2 separate regions of the Homo sapiens genome follow, and region 2 is linked to region 1. Evidence: chromatin loops called from intact Hi-C (ENCODE). Cell type or tissue: sigmoid colon. All regions are shown on one strand. Links, peaks and the distances in the headings refer to the core of each region. The heading gives the core; the rest is flanking DNA.

Region 1 (10,488 bases), core at 4,357-6,856:
CCTTTCTCAGAGGGCTTGCCATCAGCACAGTCTCCTTAGACAGGATGTTTGGGGCTGCTGTGCGGGGACCCCAGGGACAGGGCACCCCAGCCTGCATCCTTGGAGAGAAGCACTTAGAAAACCCTTTGCCTCTGCAGATCAGGGCATCCCAGGATGCTGCAAGAAACATGTTTCTCTGGCATGAGTTACTTTTACCTTTTGAAAACACACCTGCCCAGACCTCTCCCATTGCTGCAAAGACCAAAAACCCCAGAGGCCCTCCAAAGCCTGGTCTCTCTTCCAGAAACTGTGCTTCTAATTCCTAAAAATAAAACAACTTGCAGTTTAGCTTCAGGCTCACAGACAGTAGGAGCTGAAATAAGACACCTATTCCAGCGTGCACTTTCTTATGCCTATCAGTGTAGGGGAGGGGACTTGTTCAAATGCAGATTCTGATAGGGCAGGTCTGGGGCAGGGTCTGATTCTGTGTTTCTAACAAGCTCCCAGGGGAGGCTGTTGCTGCTTGTTGGTGGACTATGCTTTAAGCAGCAAGGATCTAGTTCACCCCCACCCTCCCCATTTTACAGATTTGCAAACCGAGGCCCACAGAGTAGAAGACAATTGCTTATGTTGATTAGGAGCAACTAAATGGAAACCTGAACCAGTATCTGATAGGGGAATTGCTGTCTGAGCTCAAGTTATGGGACACATGTCATCTTCTCTGTCACTCTGCTTGCTTGGGAGGAAAGGCGAGAGAGGGGAGGACTAGGCCCATGTATTCCTTCTTCTGTTTCTATTGAGGCAACGCTTCAAATCATTATTTGGATAGTAAACACATGCCTTGGGTACCTTTTATGTATCCATAGAGTCTTTTTTTTTTTTTTAAGACAGAGTTTTGTTCTTGTTGCCCAGGCTGGAGTGCAGTGGTGTGATCTCAGCTCACTGCAATCTCTGCCTCCCGGGTTCATGCCATTCTCCTGCCTCAGCCTCCCAAGTAGCTGGGATTACAGGCATGTGCCACCACACCTGGCTTATTTTATTTATTTATTTATTTATTTATTTATTTATTTATTTATTTTTAAGACAGAGTCTCACTCTGTCACCTAGGCTGGAGGGCAGTGGCGCCATCTCAGCTCACTGCAACCTCTGCCTCCCGAGTTCAAGCAATTCTCTGCCTCAGCCTCCCCAGTAGCTGGGATTACAGGCGCCCACCACCACGCCTGGCTAATTTTTTTGTATTTTCAGTAGAGATGGGGTTTCACCATGTTGGTCAGGCTGGTCTTGAACTCCTGACTTCAAGTGATCCACCTGCCTCGACCTCCCAAAGTGCTGGGATTACAGGCTTGAGCCAACGTGCCCAGCCAAGAGTCTTAAATTATCTTTTTCCTAAAAAACATTGATACGGGAAATTTCCAATGGGGAACCACCTACAGAGCCAAAGAGGAGAGATGCTACAGTTCCCTGTGATAACAGAAATTCACCCTCACGGACTCGCCCTATCCCCAAGCATGGCAGAGTGAATCCCATTTGATCCTGCTGTGCCATCAAGTCCAAATCCCTCCTCACCCCACCAATCAGCTGTAGGGGAGGGATGGTTCCAAAGCCTTTGCCAATTGCAGCTGGGAGAAAGGTAGCTCTGAAACTATTTCACATCCTCCTATTCATTCAGCTCACATCGTTAGCCCGTGGGCGGCCACTGCGCTGGTGCTGGGGGAAAAGGAAAGTAAGATCTCCACCCTTAAGGATCCCCCAGTCCCATACCCCTGTGCAACAGGCACTGAAATCTAAATAATGCACATGACCCTCCCAGCAAACCAGATATGTCCTAATGAAAAGTCAGCCTGTAATTACTCACTTGAGATTTAACGTAAGAGTAAATAATTTAGCCACAATGATAAATCTGGCAGGGTGTCCAAACTTTTGGTTTCCCTGGGCCATACTGGAAGAAGAAGAATTGTCTTGGGCCACACATAAAATACACTAACAGTAGCTGATGAGCTATAAAAAAAAAAAAAAAAAAGGGCTGTGCATAATTTTCATGATATCCACCATCACAGATAAGCAAAAAAGTCCTCACGTTCAAAGGGCTGGACATGGCTGCATGCTGTCCAGTACAGTAGCCATGAATCACATGTGGCTATGTAAATTTAAATTCAATTATAATTAGATAAAATTAAAAATTTAGTTCCTTGGCCGGGCGCGGTGGCTCACGCCTATAATCCCAGCACTTTGGGAGGCCGAGGCTGGTGGGTCACGAGGTCAAGAGATAGAGACCATCCTGGCCAGCATGGTGAAACTCCGTCTCTACTAAAAATACAAACATTAGCCGGGCGTGGTGGCGCGAGCCCGTAGACCCAGCTACCCAGGAGGCTGAGGCAGGAAAATCGCTTGAACCCGGGAGGCAAAGGTTATAGTGAGCCAAGATTGCACCACTGCACTCCAGTCTGGGTGACAGAGCGAGACTCTGTCTCAAAAAAATAAAAATAAAAAAATAAAAAATTTAGTTCCTCAGTTGCACTAGGTACATTTCAAGTCCTCCACAGCTTGTATATGGTTAGGGGCTACTACATTGGACATCACAGGTTGAGGACACATTTATCATTGTAGAGACTTCTATGGAACAGCTCTGAGCCTCAGGACTCAGAGTGGTGTAGAAGGTCCACACTAGAGCTACAATTCAGTTCAGAGTGACAGTTCTCACGGTGGTATTCCCTGAACAGCAGCATCACACTACCTGTTAGAAACACAGGTTCTCAGTCCCACTCCAGACCTACTGACCAAGTGACTCAGAAAAATCTGAGGGTGGGGCCCAGAAAGCTGTCGTAACAAATCCTCCAGGTGATTCTGATAAGCGCTTACGTTTGAGAACTGTTAGTTACAGAGTATTAACTAAATCTCAAACAGACACTTGTCAGCCATCAGTTAAGTGTCAACCTCCTAAATATTTGAAAATGTATCAGGCTTTATCACAAGCTAGATCCAAATTTAAGTCTCAGACCTGCCACTTAAGGGCGGTATGTGTAGTTGGCCAATTACTCAACAATCTAAGCCTCTGTCCGCTCAGTTGTAAAATGGGGGAATAATAGCTGTCTTAGAGGTCTGTTAGAGGGATGAGATGATGTATGCGATGTGTGTGGTACACGGGCCGGCCCGGATGAAGACTCCATAAAGGTCAGTGTGTCGCCATTACCCAGGGTTGCCTCCCGGGCAGTGACGGATGCAGCTGACCGTCAGCCTGGCTTACTACATGGGCTTTTAGGGTAGCCTTTTTCACGAATAAATTGGTAGAACTGCATCTTCAGATGAGAGTTACATCTAAACAAGAGGTGCTTTCTTGAAAGCTTGCCACAGAGGGCTTTATGCAGGAAACTCACCCCTGTCAGGCAATATGTTTATGACCTGGGGAAAAAACCCAAATATGACCTAATGAGAGTCCCTCACTGGGCTCTAGGCAAAAGTTCTGCCTGGATTATGTGAAGTGTGGCAGATGCACCAAGCCAGAGTCCTGGGGTCCTGGAACAGTAAGCCTTCTAGCAGAGAATTCAGGGGCGGATAAAGGGAGGTTCCTGCTACCTCAGAGGGCCAGGGTATGAGAAGAGGTCATTTCTGCGCGGCAGCCTGGCTCATTGTTTTATTCCAGGGGGCTTTGCTTGCCTCTCACATTCAAGCAAAGCACAGATCCCAAAAGAGGGAAGGGAAAGGGAGAAGAGAGGGGAGGGGAGAGGAAGGCAAAGGAGAGGACTGGAGAGGAGAGGGATTAAAAGATAAAATATGGCCTTGTTTACCCATCCCAGTATTAAACTCCCACCCTTCTGGGGGATTCCATGAATGAAAACACAACACCTGCTGGGCTAGTGGCTGTGAAAGAGGAGAAGGGGTGATGGAAATGCAGCACATAGGGAGCAGATCTATTCTTAGTCCCACGAACTTCCTCCGGGCCCCCAAAGGCCTTGCCCCATTCTGATGTCTGCTTCCTTGATTTCAATGTTTTTTCTCTTCCAGACCATCCTCCCAGCTGCCATGCTCAAGCTTTTGAAATGCATAATTTGTTTTAATTACAAAATAAAATAATTTCTACCTCCCCTAGAGGGTTCTCCCTGGCCCTAAATTTCCTATCAATTCCTTCTCCCTCTGCATCCACATCATAGTCATCAAACCCTTCTTTAAACTTATCTCATTCTGTCTTTAGAGTTCCTGAACATTTTCCACACTGGGCTGCGGGCTCCTTGAGGGCAGGGACTCCGTGAACACATTTTCCTTCCCAACAGACCTTAGTTCAGTAGCTTGGCACACCAAGGCTGCCCAGTCAACATTGGACTGACTGAATGTGTTTGCCAAATGAATCTGGCTATTTGCCGGCTCTGCAACTTTCAACTCCTTGTCCAACACCCTCTATCAAAACAGGTGGGTGTATTTTGAAGTAGAAATTGGAGACATTAAAATAAGCAGATTTTTTAAAAAATACATCACTCTTTTTTTGTCATTTAAGCATTACCCTCAATTGAGGAAAAAAAGAGTACTTTCCCTGTTAAAGCTTGTTTTGTCTCCCAGCATCATAAAGCTAGAGGGGAAGTCTTGTTACTGATACAGGTGCTCCCAGGCTCACCAAATCCAAGGCCAGCCTGCCCCTCCTACAGTTTGGAGTGACTGGAGGCTGCAGCGAGGAAGGGTCCTGGCCTCTCCCGCCAATCCCAGGGCTCTCTGGAGAGGGTGCTGCCCACGATAAAAGGTAAGCCAAGTTCCCAGTTTTCCCTGCCCTCAGTCCCCAGACCATAGACGCCCATCACCTCTGAGATTCACTTATTCCCATAGGACAGGCCTCTTGCATGATTCCTCCAGGTATTTCTGGGACTCCCCACGGGTGCCTACATGAATCCTGTCCCAGCTCATGCTGCAAATATCCTGGGATTTCACAGCCACAGCCTCTCACTGGGGGTTTAGCTAAGTTCCATCTCCACCCCTGCTCCTCATCCACCTGCTGCTATCTTCGTGCATGGGACATGAGGGATTCTCCCCCCAGTCCAGCCCGCCCTGGAAGCTGCCTCCTACCTCACAGTGAAAGTGGCCCATCTTATCTGCATGGAGAGGGAGAGTCCATGCTCAGTTACATGTTCCACAGCCAGGTGACCTGGCTCCCATGGTATTAGGGAGGCTGACAGAGAGGTTCATTCAACACACATAGGACCTGGTAATGAATGCTGCTCTGGTAGCTGGGTCGCTCTCCACCTTAAACCTCTCCCGACTGTCCCTCCAGCCCCGACTTTGAGTCTGCATGGCACAGGATGGCTTCTTCCATGAAGGGATTCCTCTCTTGGAAGCCTCATTGTCCTTTCCTGAATTTGAGCATCTGTCTGGCCTTCCCAGTCCACCAATGGTCTTTAAACAAGTGAGCCTCATCTGGAAAGACAGTTTAAATTCCACCAGCCCAACCCAGGCTCCTCAGCCTCCTTATAAATCAGTGGATGCATGGATGCAAGTAAGTATTTCAGGAGAGGAGCTGCCACCTGACGTCAAAGACAAGTTGACCCGAGTCCCAACTCTGGCTTCCCCAGGCATCATCCACAAAAGGCTCTGCCAGCTGGCTCTCGTTCAGGCAGGGAAAGTCTGCCAGGGCCAAGGGGAGCGCAGGAGGCTGCCCCACCATGAGCCTTTTTATTCCCAGTTCCCTGGGCAAATGCAGTGTGGGCTGGCTCCTCAGAGCCGGCAGCTAAAAGGTCAGGTGATGCCAAGAGCAGCTAGATCACAGAGTTCAAAGACCTCAAAGGTAAGATGAGCCTCTCTTGAGACTCTGAGTCAGAACTTGGAGCTACCCAAGTCTACTCACTGGGCTATACATCTTCCCAGCTGGTTGTGTGCACTGTACTGACTTGGTAAGTGATTGTAGCAATAAACACTTCATCAGTTGTATTTGTTAACTGAAAATACTAGCATCAGCAGTTGGCTTGGCGTTTCTTCTGGCCTGAAGTTATTCTATGTGTGCCTACTTGTTTCTGGGGCTCAAGAAAAATTTCTACCAGATGCCCCCTGCCCTCTTCCCATCACCTCCTACCAGGGTCAAGACCCACATCACTCCTCATCTAGGTTATTTAGTGGCCCTTTTTTCCCCATTCTCCCCACTGGGGGGTTCCTGGCCCAATGTGGGAAGGGAGGCTCATAGTCCCAGGAAGACCTTTGTTTCAAAGAGGAGAAAATCAGTGCTTAAGGAGAGTGAGGATGCCTGGAGAATACAGCAGGTGCCAAGGATCAGCAAAGATGAGCGTAGTGCAGGGTTCATTCATGAAGCACCTTCAGTGCAAAGTTAAGGAGTCTGGATTTTATCCTGAAAGCATGGGTGTGGGGGCACTGGCGGACAGGAGGAGCCAGAGGAGTGAGTCGATGTGTACTTTTAAAAGGTACCACTGCCAGGGACAGGGAGGAGGAATGGGAGGGGAATAGGAGTGCAGCCTGGAGGTCTCTGCTGGAATTTAATTAATCAATCCGTGTTTATTATTAGTGCCTACTGCACGATGGTTCTAGGCATTGAGACACGGCAGGAAACAACTCAGGAAAAGACCCTGCTCTGGATCAGGTTAGAGCTCACAGTCCAGTTGTCGGAGACAGGGGTTACAGGAGGAAGAATAGAAACCAATAAGCAAGGAAAGGCATCCCATATATGTCTGATCACACAAAGAGCTACAGAGAGAAATCAAGCAGAGGAGAGGAAAGCTCTCTCTGATAAGGTGGCATTGGAGCAGGCACCGGAAGGAAGAGACAATGGGGTTAGGAGATGCCCTGGGAACACACAGGCAGAGGGAACACAGAAAGAGAAGGGTGTGAGGGAGTGCAGCAGGCAGGGGCTGGAGCTGTGTGGTGAGGTCAGAGGGCAGAGGGGTCAGCACAGCTAAGGGGTAGGGTAAGTTGAGGGTGATAAGACGTGAACACCCAGGTGGCCAAAACTGGGGTGCAGGCAAGGTGGGGGTGGGAAGGGAGAGAAGGGACATGCATAGTGCTTGAGGCAGGGCATGCTGTAGAAACGATGCCTTTCTCTGCAGCAGATGCCCACTCAGCTCAGTGCTGCATTGATTGCCTGGTAGGTGAGATGGGCATTGAAAATCCCCACCACTGGGTGTGGTGTTTTCAGTGCTGCCGTGCTGGCTTAAATAAAGTCCGCAGCAAGCATTGTTCCATTCTCATCCCATCCATGGCTTTCACACTAACAGCTAATCCTTTTGGAGTGATGCCTCCAGGCACTGCAAGTACATCATCTCAGACTGTGTGGGCCCGACTTACAACTGTCCTTAATATTCTAGTGCCCAGAGAGAAGACAGGTAATGTGATAGGGTCCAAGAAGGCTGGATTCTAGCTAAGTGTGCCACACCATACACACCTGGACGTGAAAGAAGTTCTCAAAACCAGAAGATCCTGGAAAATGTTAGCTGCTATTGGAGTGGTTCTATGTGTGGCTCTGTTTTGTCTGTTCAAACTACTTTTGTATGATAGAAGTGTAATTCTAAAGCACCCACTTTCCAAATTAAATGAAGGAACAGGGGGAATGAAGCACTGGAGAGACTCATCCAGAGGCCTTGAAAGCAGGCGGAGCCAACAACCTGAGCTGGAAAGGTCTAGAAAATGTGTATGCGTGTCCCTGTGTGTGTATGTGTGTGTGCGTGTGTGCCTGTGTATGAGTGGGAGACAGGGAGAATACTCTGCAGAGCTTGACAAGCAGGCAGATCCACCCTACCCTTTGGGTTCTGACTGTGGATCTGGGGCAGGACTCAGTAATCTGCATGTGCACCCCTGCCAGACACCCTGAAAGATTCTGATGCAGGTAAAACCCTTCTAGAGGTACAGCAGAAAGGGGAAAACGTGTTTACTTCTCTCCACCAACTAAAGGAAAAACTGCTTTTTCCCTCCACTATCCCAATACTTCCGACCACTAAATGTGCAAGGGATTTTCAAACCAAGCAATTCTCCAGTTCTTGGTGCACAATAACTAGGTGCTCTATAATCCATTCGATTCTGATACTGTCTACCTGGAGTTAGCACAGATGCCATGGATTGAGATCTGTGTTTAGACCCAGGGTAGGCCCATCATTGCCTTCCGGCATGTGGACTGTGAACTAGAGGCATCCTTGAAACTGGAAACAAGGGCCTTGTGGGGCAAAGGCCTTCTGACCTGGGCAAAGGCATAGTCTGCTGGGAGCAGCAGGAGAGATGGGACAGATAGGGCATCATTGCCAGCAAGATGCCTCCTGCTCCCAGAACTAGATGTCTTCAGGAGAGGCAAGATCCAGACACAGGTTTAGAACAAAAGGTGATGAACTGGAACCAGCCTTAATGATTGATGGGAGAAGGTGCTACATTCAAAATGAATGAGGAGCCCACAGAGGATGTTTGTGAGTTTCATCTCCTGCTCCCGAATTCAGCCCCTAGATCTTCCTTTGCAGCCATCTTTCCCTTTACTCTCAGTCCATGTAGCTCAATGGGGGCTGACCCACTCGCCTTGCTCCTAAGGTAGATATGTGACCCGGCCTGGCCAATGAATAGATCCATTCCCCTGGCTGCTGTGATTGGTGCAGGGATGTTCAGTTGACCCAAGTCAAAAAAAAGGGACATTGGCTGGAACTACTGGGAAAGCTGGATCTCATCCCACTGTGGTTGGCAAGCCTGGAGTTGCTGGGGCCACCCTTGCCTCTATATTGAGAGAGCCTCTCTAAGAGTGAAGCTTGCACAGGGGAATGTGGAGCCTAGAGATGGAGAAAGCTAATACTTGAGCACCAAGACCCAATTATGCCTGAAGCTACTACTATCCCTGGACTTTCAATTGCATGAGCCAACAAAGTTCCTTTTTCATTTAAGCCAGTTTGAATTGTGTTTTTGACATTCACTATGGAAACAACCCTAACTAATAAGAAGCCAAAAGGAGAAGGAAAGATGAAGATTAGTTCTTTTTTTCTTTTTTTTTTGAGATGGAGTTTCGCTCTTGTTGCTCAGGCTGGAGTGCAATGGCGCAACCTTGGCTCACTGAAACCTCTGCCTCCCAGGTTCAAGGGATTCTCCTGCCTCAGCCTCCTGAGTAGCTGGTATTACAGGCATGTGCCACCACACCCAGCTAATTTTGTATTTTTTTTTTTTTTTTTAGTAGAGACCAGGTTTCTCCATGTTGGTCAGGCTGCTCTTGAACTCCTGACCTCAGGTGATCCATCCGCCTTGGCCTCCCAAAGTGCTGGGATTACAGGCGTGAGCCACCAAGCCCAGCCAAAGGTTAATTCTTTCCAAGTCTTTTTGCTCTCATAAAGCGTTTATTTAATTAATGAGGCCTTACATTACTTTATCGGAAAAGAATACTTATTTTCCTCAATTGTATCATGTCCCCAAAACATGCAGTTTCCTAGAAAATGTGACCCACATTGGAAAGAATGAAAATCTTTACTACCACTAAGGTTGACGACTATTTCATGAAGGACTATGCAAGAACCACCCACCAGCCTACTCCCCACCTTATCCCAATCCATCTTCCACAGACCCACCAGCATGAATCGTGGCACATTTTTGCTTAAAATCCTCCAAGGGCTTCCCATCACACCAAGAATGAAGTCAGAGCCCTTTATCCAGCCCTGTGTGGCCTGACCCTTCTCCAGCCTCATCTCATGCCAGTCTCCACCCATGCAACATGGGCCTCTCTGTCATTTCCTTGAAGATGCCAAGCTTGATTCTGCCCCAGGGACTTTTCACATGCTGCTCCTACTGCCGGGAATGCTTTCCCTACTCCACTCACCCTCAGGTCCCAGTCTAAAGTCCTGTTCTTACAGATGCTTTTCCTACCATCTTCTTCCCATCTGAAGGTCCCTGCCTCAATACCCTTTGTAGCATCCTGGTTATTTTCTTCACACAGTTTATAATCATATATTCACTAATGGGTTTGCTTATTGTCCATTAACTTCATGACGGGAGGGATTTGGCCGTTGGTGATGCTACTCAGAGTGTGGTCAAGGGACCAGCAACATCAGCATCACCCAAGAGCCTGTTAGAAACCAGAGGTCTTGCCCCAGGCCACTGACTGGCAATCCTCAGTGACTAATGTGCACGGTGAAGTTTGCAAACTTCAACTTCTAAGGGTCCTTCCTCTGCTCTAAGACACCTTCTGCCCTCATCCTTCCCCACCGTGAAAGGAGTCAGAACTGCTGGCTTCTGTGCATCTCTTTCCATTCTCCTTCCTTTCCCCTGGGAAGCATTAATATTAACCAGTAGGGCCAAGAAACACAGAGGATGCCATGAAATTTCCTCAAAGAGCTGGGGGCCCTAGAGGGCTTACATGAGAGCCCTGAGACAGGCGTGCAGCCCATGAATGAGCCCCTTAGGCTCGGACACACAAGAGGCCAATTTGTTGGCACCTGCTGTGCCTGGAAGCCAGGCTGGAATGTCATGAGGCAGGGCCTGGCAGCAGTTCAGAGAGTGCAGCCTTCCTCCCGGGCTCCTGTTCTCAGGCTCACACAAACCCAGGAAGGGCAGAGACAGGGAATGTTTGCA
Region 2 (9,312 bases), core at 3,428-5,927, 71 kb before region 1:
AAATTTTGAAAGCACATTTGCTGTCGTGGTGACTGAGTTGCAGTGTTCAAGGAGAGAGGGAGAGACAATGGCTGCCCATGAGCAAAGAGCCTGAATGCTTCACTGGTGTGTCTCCAGGGCCAACCCTGGGGGTGCTGCATATGGAACTTTGGGAAAAAGACATTCTTTTCGTAGTTAAAGAGCACAGGATCCAAAGGACCTAGGCTGAGCCCCTTCTGGGTCCAGCTTGATTGTAGGGCCGATTTCATCGCTTTGGTCTCATTTCCCACATCTGGTAAATGTCTGTCTCACAGAAATACTGTGACAAGTAAATAATGTGCATAGAAAATACTAGAATCTAAATATATGAAGCCCTATCCAGATGCCCTCGGCCTCAACACTTTATCTCGCAGAGCCTCGTTTCCCTCTCTGTAGGATGGTAACAACAATACCCAGATATTTTTGTCATCTGTCGAGCACTGGCTAATGCCAGGTCCTGGGTGCCCGCCATACCTTATCTCCTTGGGTCCTCATTGCACTCCTGCAAGGTAATACTATCCTCAACTCAAAGATCAAGGAGCTCAGGCTCAAGAGGTTACGTGCGCTGGCCAAGGTTACCCATGCTGGAGCGGGGGCTTGGCCTGTGTCCTTTAATTCTTAACTCCTGGGTGATGTCAACCCCTCTAGGTACTCCTGCATGGATCACATGGGCTAGCCTGTGGTTTCGTTAGACGCAAGTCCAGGACTTTGCAACAAGGCATCGTTATCAGCTTTGAGCTCACTGCTCCTGGCTGGACACCCACTCACTTGTTGAAGTTGATGAGCCAGATGGCGAGTTCGGCGGGGGCCGTCTGGTCCCAGTGGATGGTGTAGCCCTTCTGCAGGGTGACAACCGGTTGGTATTGCTGGTAATGGGTGCTCCTGGTGAGCGCCCCCTCCAGGTAAAGAGGGTGGCTGGGGAAGTCATTCTTGATGATCTTCATTCGCAGGTTACTGGTCTTGTAGGCTTGAATGTACATCTTTTAAAACCCAAAAAGGAAACACACAATGAGGCTATTACGAAGGATTATTCCAAGAGCGTCTGGCTAACATCTGACTATAGACCGCACTTTCAAAGGCACTTTCTCTTTACAGAACCCTTTTTAGAAGGCTTGAATGAAAGAAAGGCCAAATAAGGGGACATCTCTTTCTGCTGATGGACGCAGCCCAGGCCTTACTGTGTAATCCAGCTAATGCTTTCTGTTCATCTTCATAAAAGTGCTCTGTTGAGCTTCCAGTGGAAATTTGAGAAGAGTCTGCATAATAGTCAGATGGCAAATTTTGGACAAAGGACAGAGATGTGGACGGAGGAGGAAGGGAGTAAGAGAGAGAGAGAGAGAACTTTTTTAATTCTACCATAAAATGCAACTCGCCTATAACTGGCAGTTGCTCTGCCTGATTTTAGAGAGTGCCTGGGTGTGTTGGCCTACTTCTCCCTCCTACTCCCTCTCAGTGTCTGGCCCCTGAGGCCAGTCCTTGTGGTGCCACAACACACTGCATGAATAAATGGTGCCTCATTTCAGAGGAAAAACTGAAAGCAAGACTGTCAGCCATTGAGTTCCAGGGACCTAAGAGCCTGGATGCTTTATCCCAGCATTGGTTTAAAACACTGTGTTGGCCGGGCGCGGTGGCTCATGCCTGTAATCCCAGCACTTTGGGAGGCCGAGGCGGGTGGATCACCTGAGGTTGGGAGTTCGAGACCAGCCTGACCAACATGGAGAAACCCTGCCTCTACTAAAAATACAAAATTAGCTGGGCATGGTGGCACATGCTTGTAATCCCAGCTACTAGGGAGGCTGAGGCAGGAGAATCGCTTGAACCTGGGAGGCGGGGGTTGCAGTGAGCCGAGATCACGCCATTGCCCATTGCACTCCAGCCTGGGCAACAAGAGCGAAACTCCATCTCAAAACAAAAACAAAAACAAAAAAAACGCCATGTCCTGTTTTATGGCACATCCCAAATTCATAAGACAATATCCCCATAACTGTGGCCAAGAGAGACAATCACACCAACGTGCAATGATGTTGTGCTTTTGGAAGGAAGTGCTTATCTTCCCCTCTAGTTTTATCGCATATAAGATGGAAAGAGAACCAACCCTGCCCATCTTAGGAAGTTGCCCTGAGTATCAGAAGGTAAAGCGTACATTAAAGCATTTTGTAAGATGTAAAGTGAAGGGAAAATATTATGAATAACCGTTAATAACCAGTTGCCAGTTATGATAATCTGGCAAGCTCTAACGATGAGCTTTTTTTTCACAGAAGATAAGCAACATATCAGAAAGAAAGTGTGGGAAGGAAAATCAAGGCTCCATATGGGATACCTAGACCTTGAGCTGAGGCTGTGTAATGCTGACAGTGTGGATGCCAGGCTTGAGGGTTTGGTCATCCTTCAATTATTCAGGACATGACTGTCCTCCATCAGCTCCCTTCTGACCCCACTTCCCTTCTTATCTTCCTCACATCATCATATCAACCACTCACTCCCATTAGCATCTTGGCCCTTCCTCTGCCCACACCTACAGCAGAAGCCACCCCATGGCTCATTGCACAGCTCCGCCTCTCCCAGGGCTCTTGAGCAGGGCTGAGAAAATCCCACAGCCTGGGAGAGAGGTGCCTCTGCAAATGCACCGCCTCCAGTCTCCACTGGGTTTTCAACACTGCCAGGCACTCCTTCCACAAGCTTCTTGTCAACATTTTCCACTCTCTACAGCAACTCTTCCAAATCTTTATCGCTCTCTGGAGGTTACTTTCCTCAAGCCCAGTCCCCACATTCTCAGCACATGACATCACATTCTACTGCAGAGAGAAACACCCTCAGCTTCCTGCCCTCTGCCCTGTCTTCCTCTGGTCCTTCTTCCTGCTAAATGCTAGCCCTGCCACCTACTCTGGCACCTGACCCCCACCAGCTGCACCCTGTGCCCTCTTTGCCCCTTATGGCCCTTTTCCTTCAGCCCAACACCATCTCCCTCTCCTATCACTCCTCCACCCCCAAACCACCATTTAGCTCCTTTCTAACACCCCAATTCCTGACACCCACGGTGGTGATAATAATGCCTGCCTTGTAGGATAGTTGTGAAGACAGCTATTCATACATGTTTCCTTCATTCTCTGAGACGACCTGGCTCACTGTGAACCTGACAATTCATTTTCTCAGGCCTCTCTCCCGTTACTCATTTATTCATTAGTCATTCATCAAAATACTAGAAGTAACAATAATATAATAATAGCTAACTAATATTTTAAGTTCTGCCCTGTTCTAGGCACCATCTAGACCTGCCCTGTCCCTCATGTGGCCACTGAGCACTGGACATGTGGCCACTGTGACTCAGGATCTGAATTTTAAACTTCAATTCATTTAAATTTCAAAACAAAAGCAATGTAAATATTTTTTCCTATCCCATTACCCTGATTTGATCATTACACATTGTATACATATATCAAATATCACACATTCTCCAAGAGAATATACTATGATATAGCAATAAAAATGCAAAAATAAATTAAAAATAAAATTAAAAATTCACATTAAACACAACGTTATTGTTTCAGTAGGACTACACTTCCCTTGGTTGAAAATTGAGTGGGCTATAAGTGTAAAATACACAGTAGACTTTGAAGACTTAGAAAAAAAACAAGAAGTGTTTTTAATGATTTTCTACACTGATTCATTTTGAATGATAGTATTTTTAATACAATTAAAGTATTATTAAAATTAAATTCTGTTTCTTTTTACTTTTTAACATGGCTACCAGAAAATTTAAGATTACATGTGTGGCTTGCATTATATTTCTATTGGATAAGGCTGATGAAACATTTTACTTGTATTTTCTGAAGCCACCCCCAAAATCTCGCTAGGAAAGTTCAACTATTTTACAGGTGAGGAAACTGAGGCTCCAAGAGACCAAGTAATTTGCCCAAGGTCCAATGGTAAGTGTTGGAGCCTGACTTGAATCGAAGCAGTTGACCCAGAGGGTTCTTTTTTTCTAAGCATTTTGCTCACCAAGTGTTTTGACTTTAACTTTGTAAAAATCCTACTGGGTGAGGGGAAAAAATAAAAGGAAAGAAAGAAAAAGAAAAAAAAATTCTGTATCTCTTTCTGGCCTGAAACAGAGCCAGGCATAGAGTAGACACTCACTGAATGCTTGTTGCATGAGTGAATAAGTGAGTGGCCGGCCCCCAGAATGGTGTCCCCACCTGTGCATAGCACCCACTGCAAATGGCCCCTCTCCAGTCGGGAACATTGATGCAGTCTGGGTGCCGGACCAGCCAGTTGTCATTCTTCGTGAGGTAGGAGCCAGGGTACTCGGACACGGAGCCGTCGACGTCATGGAACACAGATGTCTTATCCCCATCCATGTCCAGCTGGTTGAACCAGGGCCCAGGCTCTCCGAAGAACACTCTGGAAGTAATCTAAACAGAGCCCAGGAAAGTTAGGCAGGGCTAGAAGGTGAAGGGAAACTGCAGCCGTCATCAGGCCAGGGCGAGGTTTCCGATTTCCACTGACGTTACAAGCCAGCCAAAACAAAGATGCTCTCGGGCACTGAGAGAAACCACGTGGCTGACCCCTCCGATGCAACCGGAGTCACAGTCAAAGGTTCACTGTGCCTCAACTCCCAGACCTAGCACATGCTTTTGGCCTCTGCTCACTGGAGGGTTGGCTGCTGTGGATGAGCTTGGAGACTGCTCTGACACACAGCCTTCACCAACTGCAGAGATGGAGGAGGGGGACTGAGGACTGTGAGTGTGACTGTGTGTGAGAGGGAGGTGGGGGTGATGTGTGTATGAGAAAGGGTACACACACTTTTACACATACACACACACATACACGGGGGCATCCGTGTGCGAGAGAAGATGCATGTGGCACGTTTCAGGAAGACAGTTTTGCAGCATGAGCCCTTGCAGATTTCCATAACTGACCTCTTTCAGGCTCTCAGTTGCCTGAGTAAAGACATTAAGTCATTTCAGTTTCACATCGTTTCCCTCAGCCTGCCAGGAACTGGGCAAACAGGCAAAAGGCAGGAGCAGGGAGGAGAAGGAGGGAAAAGTCTGGGAATCCATAACCTGAAGGAAATGCACAGGAGGACTGGCCCCGGCTGGTCTCACAGGGCAGCCCTTGCTCCTGATCTCCTAATCCTCCGCCCCTCTTCTGCCTTCTCTGTCTAGGGCAAGGAGGCCTCTGTTTATAGTCTGCTCTCGGGGAGAGATTAAACAGAACATCATCAGCTAAGACTTCCCTTGGAAACTGTGGGGCTTGTTAGATTCTTTGTGCCAACTCAGGTGGCCTGGTCAGAAGACTCAGTTTGTCAAAGTCAAGTCCCTTGGAGGAACAGCCTAGGAACCTCAGTCCACACGTCGGGTTCCTCCAGAGGCTCGCCTGAGTTTTGAGCAGGGAGAGAGCAAGCGGGCATTTACCCAGACCTGACCTGTGGGGCAACCTACGCTTGTACTTTTCCAGTTTGGATGAAGAGCAAACTGGGACATGGCCCAGCCTAGTTGGAGGAGGCTTCTCAACCCCTGCGGTGGTGGCAATAGCTCAAACTCTGGGACCCAGGGGACTTGTGAATCACCATCCAAAGTCTGGGTTTGCCGGGAGTCTGCCCTGGCGCCTCACTCACCGGAACGTCCTCAAAGGCAATGCCGGTCACGTTGTTATGGGGGCAGCTCTGCCAGGCATTATTCAGGCGGAAGGCCAGGGCGCTGGTGTGCCGGCCCTCCAGGGCCACAAACTTTCGGAAAGTGCAGTTTTGGATGTTGATGGGGCCATCATATAACTGAATTCCTCTAATTGGAAAATTCCTACGGAGTTAAGGAAGTAAGATGTCAGTCTAAATGTTTTCCATTCCTATGGAGTTAAGGAAGTAAGACGTCAGTCTAAACGCCATGTTTGCCCCTTCTGAGGTGGATGGTAGCAGAGACTTCCTGGGTAAAACCATTCCTGATCCCCACCTCTAGAAACTCCCCCTGCCCCAGATCATTATTAATTAATTATTAATTCATTAATTAATTTAAAGCATGTATAGACACACTAAGTGTCAATGAATGACTGCCGGGTGAATGGATGGATGGATGAATGGATGGATGAGTTGAATATCCATCTAGTTGCTAGTTTGGAGTTTGGAGAATGGTCCTGTATTTCAACATTTTCCCCAATTTTTCCATTACATAAAGAGTCATTGGGTAAATACTGTAAATACCACTGGAGCGTGCCAATATTATGTTTCTTGGGAAGATAGAGCTGTTAGTCATTATCGCCTTAGTTTTAGTTGCTATAACAATTAAATCAGATTAAGACCCACATGAGTTTCTCCTCTGGGAGTAAGCCTTTCACATTGGCAGTGTGCTGGGTTTGGGAAACAGAGGGGAAAAGGACACAGAATGGAAGGTGATAAACATGATAAAAATAATTGTAAGGCAACATTTTCAGCACCCCTAGAAGAAAGGGAGGCCCCACTGAAAAGCAAGACTGTAGGCTGACAGAGAACCCCAAGAAGGCCCTGAGACCCAGAAGGAGGTGGGAAGCGGCAACAGGCTTGGACGTGGAGGTAGGAGAGACTGGACAAGAACTGGTGACTTGAAGATTTTGCCTTGGCTTAGCATGGAGTAGGTTGCTCAGACACACTTCTCCCATTGCCTCAGACTCCTGAGCAGAGCACAGGAAGCAAGGGTCTGCGAGGCTGGCTGGGCTTCCTGGTGGTCCTTCTTGGGCCTGGCCCCAGTCTAGGCTTGCTCCTTCTCCAAACCCAACATGTATGCTTATGCTGGTGTCTCTGTATCTGGGTCAAGCACATTGTCTTCCACAGCAAATATAAAGAAGAAAAAATAGAAAGATGGAAAAAGAAGCAGAAAAAATATCTGCCCACAGGGAGAGACCATACTCCAGTTGTCCCTGATCTTCAACCCTGGGCTCCCTTCCATTCCAATATGGTTCCTTGAGGAAGACCCTAGGCACAGCAGTCACGGTAACATGCCTTCAGTGGGCACCAAAGACTCCTTGCATTTCTATATTTTTACGTTTATAATTGATTAACATCATGATCTAGAATCCTGATTCTCAAGGGGTGGCTCCATGCATTTTTTCATTTCACATATTTTAGGGACAGTCCATTTTTACTAGCTCTATACTTAGGTTTTGCACTTCAGACCCTGACCCAGCTCTATACAAGATGGATCAACCATGATTAGGACTGCAGGCTCTTAGGTTCCTACTTGCAGATGCAATTTGAGGAACCTGCCTCAGTCTGACAGGTTTCCATAAACAGGATCACCTTTGGAAGTCATCAGAGCATTCTGGCCCCGGGAGGCTGGTAACCCTTGGCAAAGAAACCTTGAACGTGCGGATTCAGGGTCACTCATACACATGCTGAAAGGGACTGCTCCATTACTCAGGTTAGACAAAAGGAAGGGCTTCTCACAGCTCATGCTGAAGGAGACCATGATTTTGCCTTTGCAAAGTCTTTTCCATGTCCACTTGGGTTGGAAGTTTTAGGTCAATGTGTATTTTGTGTCCTGACTCTAGTAGTAGAAATTATATCTTCCTAGAGAAAGAGTAGAAAGCTCAGACAGACAAGAAGGGCTGATCTTATCACCAGGAGCACAGGGACTACCATGCTGCTCACAGGCTCAGAGCCTTGCTCTCTGGCTTGAATTCACACCTGAGCAGAAACACCAGCAGAAGAAAGGAGATTTCCTCACCACTGACCCAGCCTGTGGTTTTCCAAGGAATTGACTGAGTCCATTATCCCTGTTTGCTCATCACCCTTCCAAGTCACCCATTCATTCTCCACCCACCTGCTTATCGTCTGACCTTCATTTGAACTCCCCCAGCCGCAGAAACCAGGACTCCTCAGGACAGTCCTGCTATTCTGTTGTTGAGCATATCTGACATTAAAAAGATCCATCCTTCTTGCACTAAACCAACCCTAACCCACGGTGCCCGTGTAGAATGAGTCTCATCCCCTATGTGCACAGCAGCTCTGAGAACATGTAACAATATCCCCCATGTTGTCCCCAAAGTGATGATCCTGTCTTCTGGTTGAAGACCCCAACCTGCATGTGACATAGCTTCGGCTTTTGTCACCCTCCTGGTTATTCTCCTTTAAGTGTGCTTCGGCCTGACTCTATTGCTCTGCCATCCTCAGGAGTGGATGCTACACTCCAAGTGAGAGTGCTGTCAGAGAAAAGGACTCACAGTCCCTGATCCCAGACACACTAAATTCCCATTAACATAGCCCAGGAATGCATTACGCATTTTGATGGCCACGTCACCCTGTTGACTCATATTCAACACCACTTTTTGACTTCTCTCTCCCCATTCCAGATTTCATCCCTTAATTGTTAGTCTCAGTCACCTCAGTGATTCCTCTGGCTGGTAGAAGAATTCATAGTCAACAGGTAGAAACTACCCATTAACTTTTTCCCTTCCATCACAGCCACTTAGGTTAAGCCACTCAGAATAAGGAGCTACATGGTTGCAAACCTACTGGCCTATAGGGAGGGTCCTTCCGCTATGGTCCAAGCCGCCAGGGCCCCAGATCCTATTGTCCATCATTTCCGTCCCCACGTTGCCACTCTCGCCAACAAACAAGCTGTTCTTTATCTCTTGCTTGGAGCCGTCGTCATACGGGAAGGTTCCACCACTGTAGAGAGAAGATGTTTAAGGTGAGATGCCCAGAGACAAGATCCCACAGAGGACCAAGTACAATGACAGTTGCCCTTACCTGGCCAGGGTCAGGCCAATGCCATTGTCAGCAAACCTGTGGGCAAGAGCAGATAGATAGTCAGAGCATGCCCTGGCTTCACATTCAGTGGAGTCGTGGAGAGAAGGACACTTCCCTGCCCTTGGAGTCAAACTGAATACCGTGCAGAGGAAGGAGTCTCTACATAAGCAGAGTCGTGCTCAGGGAGTTGTGGCTCTCCTGTTCTGCACAGGAAGGGGATTTTCTGGGTCCCCTCCCACTCTGACTCTAGAGAGAAAGCAGTGACCCCTGTGGCTCTCCACATTCAACGGCATTGACAGCATGCAGACTGGGGTCCATATGCCTCCCTCTCCAGCCCCATCCTCTGTGATTCCAGGGCTTAGTGTGAGGTTGGATCAGGAGAACTTGAAGGGCCTTCCGCTCTCAGGACCAGCACCAGGGAAAGGTGGAGTATGTGAATGCACTTCTATTTTTTTTTTCTTTTACCATCTTCACTGCTGTTTCAGCCATAGAGAGAGGCATCAATAGCTACTTTTCAAGTTTCCAGGAAGCCAGGCAGATGCTGACCCTGAGAAGGGCAGGAAGTCATTTTGCAATTG

Evidence for each region. Peaks named below come from ENCODE experiments on the same cell type or tissue, not always from the same donor. Only the 100,000 strongest peaks of a DNase experiment are listed, where the experiment ranks them.
Region 2: it touches region 1 in a loop (3.0-fold over the local background); 3 of 110 quality-filtered maps call a loop at or near these places.

Annotation. Positions count from the first base shown.
Region 1 is chr15:80,857,162-80,867,649 of GRCh38, reverse strand. All of the region lies in intron 1 of CEMIP (cell migration inducing hyaluronidase 1), which reads right to left. Among named protein-coding and RNA genes, the nearest start is that of MIR549A, 20 kb to the right of the region's middle. In sigmoid colon, for the core only: no CTCF peak of the experiment used is centred there; a DNase peak (open chromatin) is centred at 5,520.
Region 2 is chr15:80,928,360-80,937,671 of GRCh38, reverse strand. It overlaps CEMIP (cell migration inducing hyaluronidase 1), which reads right to left. Exons shown (of 30, transcript NM_001293298.2): 20 at 8,735-8,770; 21 at 8,498-8,653; 22 at 5,633-5,813; 23 at 4,212-4,427; 24 at 787-998. Among named protein-coding and RNA genes, the nearest start is that of MESD, 57 kb to the left of the region's middle. RefSeq lists an enhancer at 7,765-8,964. In sigmoid colon, for the core only: no CTCF peak of the experiment used is centred there; DNase peaks (open chromatin) are centred at 4,421 and 5,371; H3K27ac peaks cover 350 bases.